2 separate regions of the Homo sapiens genome follow, and region 1 is linked to region 2. Evidence: chromatin loops called from intact Hi-C (ENCODE). Cell type or tissue: heart right ventricle. All regions are shown on one strand.

Region 1 (2,500 bases), 50 kb after region 2:
CTGTGTAATCAGTTTTCCCCTATCTTAAAATCCGAGATGGGCAGGATTCTATAATTTGTAGGGCAGGTTGTTCCCAAATTTGAGTGTGCACAAGAGTCACTGGGGGGAAGCTGGTTAAAAATCTAGATTTCCAGATCCCACTGTGATTCATTCATTCAATTGATGTTTATTGAGCTACTACCATAAGTAGGGTTTCCAGATTTAGCAAAGACAAATACAGGATGTCCATTTAAACTTGAATGTCAGATCAACAAATTTTTTTTTTTTTTTGAGACAGAGTCTTACTCTGTTGGCCAGGCTAGAATGCAGTACAGTGTTGTGATCATAGCTGAGTGCGACCTCGACCTTCTGGGCTCAAGCAATCCTTCCTCAGCCTCCCAAGTAGCTGGGATTACAGATGTGCACTATATGCCTGGCCAGTTTTTCTTTTTTTTCTGTAGAGATGGGGTCTCACTATATTGCCCAGGCTGGTCTCAAACTCCTTGGCTCAAGCGATCCTCCCACCTCAGTGCCCCGCAAAGTGCTGGAATTACAGGCACTAAGACACTATGGCCAGCCAACAAATTATTATATTTTTTAAATTTTATTTAGTTTTTGAGACAGAGTTTCACTCTTGTTGCCCAGTCTTGCAGTCCAGTGCAATGGTGTGATCTTGGCTCCCTGCAACCTCCGCCTCCCAGGTTCAAGCGATTTTCCTGTCTCAGCCTCCCAGTAGCTGGAATTACAGGTGCTTGCCACCATGTCTGGCCAATTTTTGTATTTTTAGCAGAGATGGGATTTTACCATGTTGGCCAGGCTGGTTTTGAACTCCTCTCCTCAGGTGATCTGCCTGCTTTGGCCTCCCAAAGTGCTGGGATTACAGGCGTGAGCCACTGTGCCTGGCCAAATTATTATTATATAGGATCTTGCTCTGCTGCCCAGGCTGGAGTGCAGTGGTGCATCACGGCTCACTGCAGCCTTCACCTCCTGGGGTCAGGCAGTCCTCCCACCTCAGCCTCCTGAGTAGCTGGGACCACAGGTGCAAACCACCACACCTGACTAATTTTTTTGTATTTTTTGTAGAGATGGGTTTTCACTATGTTGCCCAGGCTGGTCTCGAACTCCTGGGCTCAAGCAATCCTCCCACCTCAGCCTCTCAAAGTGTTTAGGATTATAGGTGTGAGCCATTGTGCCTGACCTACAAATCATGTTTTAACATCAGTATGTCTCATGCAATAACTGGGGGGGCTTGCCTCCTTGCATTCATGCTACTATAACCAAGTACCACCATAGGCTAGGTGGTTTGTAAACATCAAAATTTATTTCTCACAGTTCTGGAGGCTAAAAGTCCAAGGTCAGGGTGCCAGCATGATCGGGTTCTGGTGAGGGCCCTCTTCCGGGTTGTAGACAGCCTTTGTATTTCTTCACCTGGCAGAAAGAGAGTAAAGTAGCCTCTTCTTATAAAGGCACTAATCCCATTCATGAGAGCTCCACCTCATCACCTAATCGCCTCTCAGAGGCCCCACCTCCAGCACACTGGGACAGATTAAGCTTTCAATATAGGAATTTTGGGGGAACACAGACATTCAGGCAGTCCATTACAGAACATACACGAGAAAGTGCTTTGTTGTTTATATGAAATTCAAATTTAACTGGGAGTCCTATAGTTTAACTGGTAACCCTAATGCTGCACCAAACACTGTTCTAGGCGATAGGAGAACAGTGTGAACAAAACACAGCCCCTGATTTCTGATAGCTTATGTTATAGTCAGGAAGCCATTTCCTGGTGCCCCCATAGGGTCTGGAGACAAACTGATTCATGCAGACAAATAGATCCAGGAAGAAAGGGGGAAGCCAGGTGAGGGGTGCAGTGATGGAGGTGGCTGTCCGTTTTGAATAGAGTAGACAGGGAAGCTCTTTCTTTGGAGGTGACATTTAAGCAAGGACCTGGAGAGGTGAGATTTGGATGCAGTAAGTGTGTAGGGCTCAAGGATCTGCATAGATAATAAGCCATTCTGGAAGAATCCGATGTGGGGATCTGCGAACGCCACTTTGAGAAAAATGACTTTAGGGTTTCAAGCCTCATGTCCACCTCTGATGATGCACTTAGCTGTTTACAGCTCCTCTCTGGGCCTCAGTTGACTTCATATGTGCAATGGGAATAGTAGTCACTGACTCACTTTCTCACAGGGCAGTTGTGGGTATCAAATGACGTAAAAGATGGGAAAGGACTTTGTAAACTGAAAAACGCTCAGCAGGGTCTCGACTAGTGCCATCCATTAGAAATACAGTGCAAGCCCCTTGTGTAACTTTAAAGTGTCTAGTAGCTGCTTGAAAAAGCGAAAAATGTGAAATTGATTTTATGTTATTTTATTTATTTTTTGAGGCAGAGTTTTGCTCTTGTTGCCCAGTCTGGAGTGCGATGGTGCGACCTCGGTTCACTGCAACCTCCTCCTCCCGGGTTCAAGCAATTCTCCTGCCTCAGCCTCCCGCGTAGTTGGGATTACAGGCGCCTGCCACC
Region 2 (2,500 bases):
TCTGCCTCCTGATGCTCAAGATCCCTCCCTCTATTTTTAAAAATCAGGTTTATTGAAGTATAATTGATGTACAGTAAATTTTACTCTTTTTAGTGGAAACTTCTATAGGTTTCCACTAAATGTGTAACCAACACAATTAAGATCTAGAACATACTGTCTCGCCCCTCCCGATTTTCTTGTGCTCCTTTGGAGCCAACAACTCTCCCCCAACCTCTAGACCCTGGCAACCACTGATCTGTCCTCTGTCCGTATGGATTTGTCTTTTCCAGAATGTCATATACATGGACTAATACACAGTGTCATCTTTTGAGCCTAGCTGCTTCCACATAGCTTAAAATTTGAGATTCATTTGTGCTGTTTTGAGTAGTATTGCTGAGTGGTATTCCATGGTACCAATGAACCTTGTTTTTTTATTGGAGACAGTCTTGCTCTGCCACCCAGGCTGGAGTGCAGTGGTGCGATCACAGCTCACTGCAGCCTCCACCTCCTGGACTCAAGCCATCCTCCTGCCTCAGCCTCCTGAGTAGCTGGGACCACAGGTGCCAGCCACTGTGCCCAGCTCGTTTTAAAATTCTTTTGTAGAGATGGGGTCTCAATAAGTTGCCCAGGCTAGTCTCCTATACTAGTCTCCTATACTAGTAACTCCTGTACTTGAGTGATCCTCTGGCCACAGCCTTCCAAGGTGCTGAAATGACAGGCATGAGCTACCATGCCTCACCTCAGATGGACCATTTTGATGCCATGTTGGGGACAAAGAAAGAAAGAAAACAACTCGCTTTGACCAAATTGTCCCTGAGCTGATGAATTCACTGGGTAAACTACATTAATTTTCCTCCCGCCCAGTTGTAATAGGAAGATAAAATGTCACTTCTTGCAACCGAATCTGTGGATTATGAAACTCACATTCACTTTGCTGATTATTGTTTTTGTCTTTTTGTTTTGGACAATATGGCTGCAGCTGGCCTGTAAGTGAGCAAAGGCCCCGCTAAGAGTCCCTCTCCCCAGGCTTTATGACACCAGTGCTGAGTCATAGAGGTTCTGCTAGTCCCCAAGAGAAGCACTTTCACCTTTCCTGGTGATGCCTTTGGCTCCTTGAGCTGAGTTTTGCCCGAGTGGGGCTCATGAGGGAGGATGGAGTTTCTTGGGACTACTCAGACCGCCAGTTACTGTGGTCCCAAGAAATGCTGTGGCTTGACCTCACTGCCAGCTGTACAGGCGCCAGTGATCCAGGAATGCTATCAGCCCTACTACCTGCCCGGGTACCGCTACCTCAATTCATGGAGGCCTAGCCTCTTCTACAAGATAGCCAACGTCCAGACCTGCCCGGACGAGAGCACCAGTACCCTGCGGCCGCCCACCATCCTGCCCACACTGCGCTCCGCACTCTTCTCTCGCTATAGCCCCCACGACTGGGACCAGTCCAACCAGCTGCAGGTGCGTGGGGCCGAGGCCTCCCGGCTGTGGGCCAGCCGGCTGACGGATGACTCCATGAGGCTCTTGCAGGACAAGGACCAGCTGACGCACCAGATGCAGGAGGGCACCTGCCGGAACCTGGGCCAGAGGCTGTCGGACATTGGCTTCTGGAAGTCAGAGCTGAGCTATGAGCTGGACAGGCTTCTGACTGAGAACCAGAACTTGGAGACGGTCAAGAGGCGGCTGGAGTGCGCGGCCAATGAGGTGAACTGCCCATTGCAGGTGAGTACAGGGGTGGGGACAGGGCTGTGGCTGTGTCCTGGGGATACTGCACGCTCATTCTGCTTCCCTTGACTGAAGATGAAGGTGGCAGGCACCTTGCAGGTCGGTTTGAGCTGCATCATCGAATACGATCAGTAATACAATCTTAGTCAATTCAGGATAATCCCAGTCAAATCAGGGTTTCTTGGACTGAATAGAATTTCCTTTTCTCCTTGAAGCTACATCAAAGTTGCAGGGGTTTCATGAAAATATTGTGTGCATACTTATGCATGCCTGAGCATGTGTGTGTTCTGGTCCTTAAAGCACATGCTTAAAATAACTGACTTATTTATTTATTTTTTACACAGAGTCTCCCTCTGTCACCCAAGCTGGAGTGCAGTGGCTCGATCTTGGCTCGCTGCGACTTCCGCCTCCTGGGTTCAAGCGACTCTCGTGCCTCAGCCTCCTGAGGAGCTGGGATTACAGGTGCCCGCCACCATGGCCAGCTAATTTTTGTATTTTTAGTGAAGACAGGGTTTTGCTATGTTGGCCAGGCTGGTCTCGATCTGATCTTCCCGCCTTGACCTCCTAGAGTGCTGGGATTGCAGGCATGGGCCACTGTGCCTGGCCCATAACTGCCTTATTTTTCCCCGTAATACTTATCATTTAACATGCTCTATACTTGATTGAATATTAGAATACAGTATAGTCTCCATCAAGGTAGAGATTTTTGCCTGCTTTGTCACTGATGTATTCAAGACTGCTATTCAGTGCAGGGCACCTGTATGTCTGTGTGGGTCCGTAGTGACCAATGTCGGTGCTGACT

Evidence for each region. A loop is a pair of places that touch in the nucleus more often than their neighbours do. Peaks named below come from ENCODE experiments on the same cell type or tissue, not always from the same donor. Only the 100,000 strongest peaks of a DNase experiment are listed, where the experiment ranks them.
Region 1: it touches region 2 in a loop (1.8-fold over the local background); 2 of 110 quality-filtered maps call a loop at or near these places.

What each region holds. Positions count from the first base shown.
Region 1 is chr16:10,643,905-10,646,404 of GRCh38, reverse strand. All of the region lies in intron 5 of TEKT5 (tektin 5), which reads left to right. Among named protein-coding and RNA genes, the nearest start is that of TEKT5, 50 kb to the left of the region's middle. In heart right ventricle, no CTCF peak of the experiment used is centred here; no DNase peak of the experiment used is centred here.
Region 2 is chr16:10,693,505-10,696,004 of GRCh38, reverse strand. It overlaps TEKT5 (tektin 5), which reads left to right and starts at 1,075. Exons shown (of 7, transcript NM_144674.2): 1 at 1,075-1,695. The coding sequence starts at 1,132. In heart right ventricle, no CTCF peak of the experiment used is centred here; no DNase peak of the experiment used is centred here.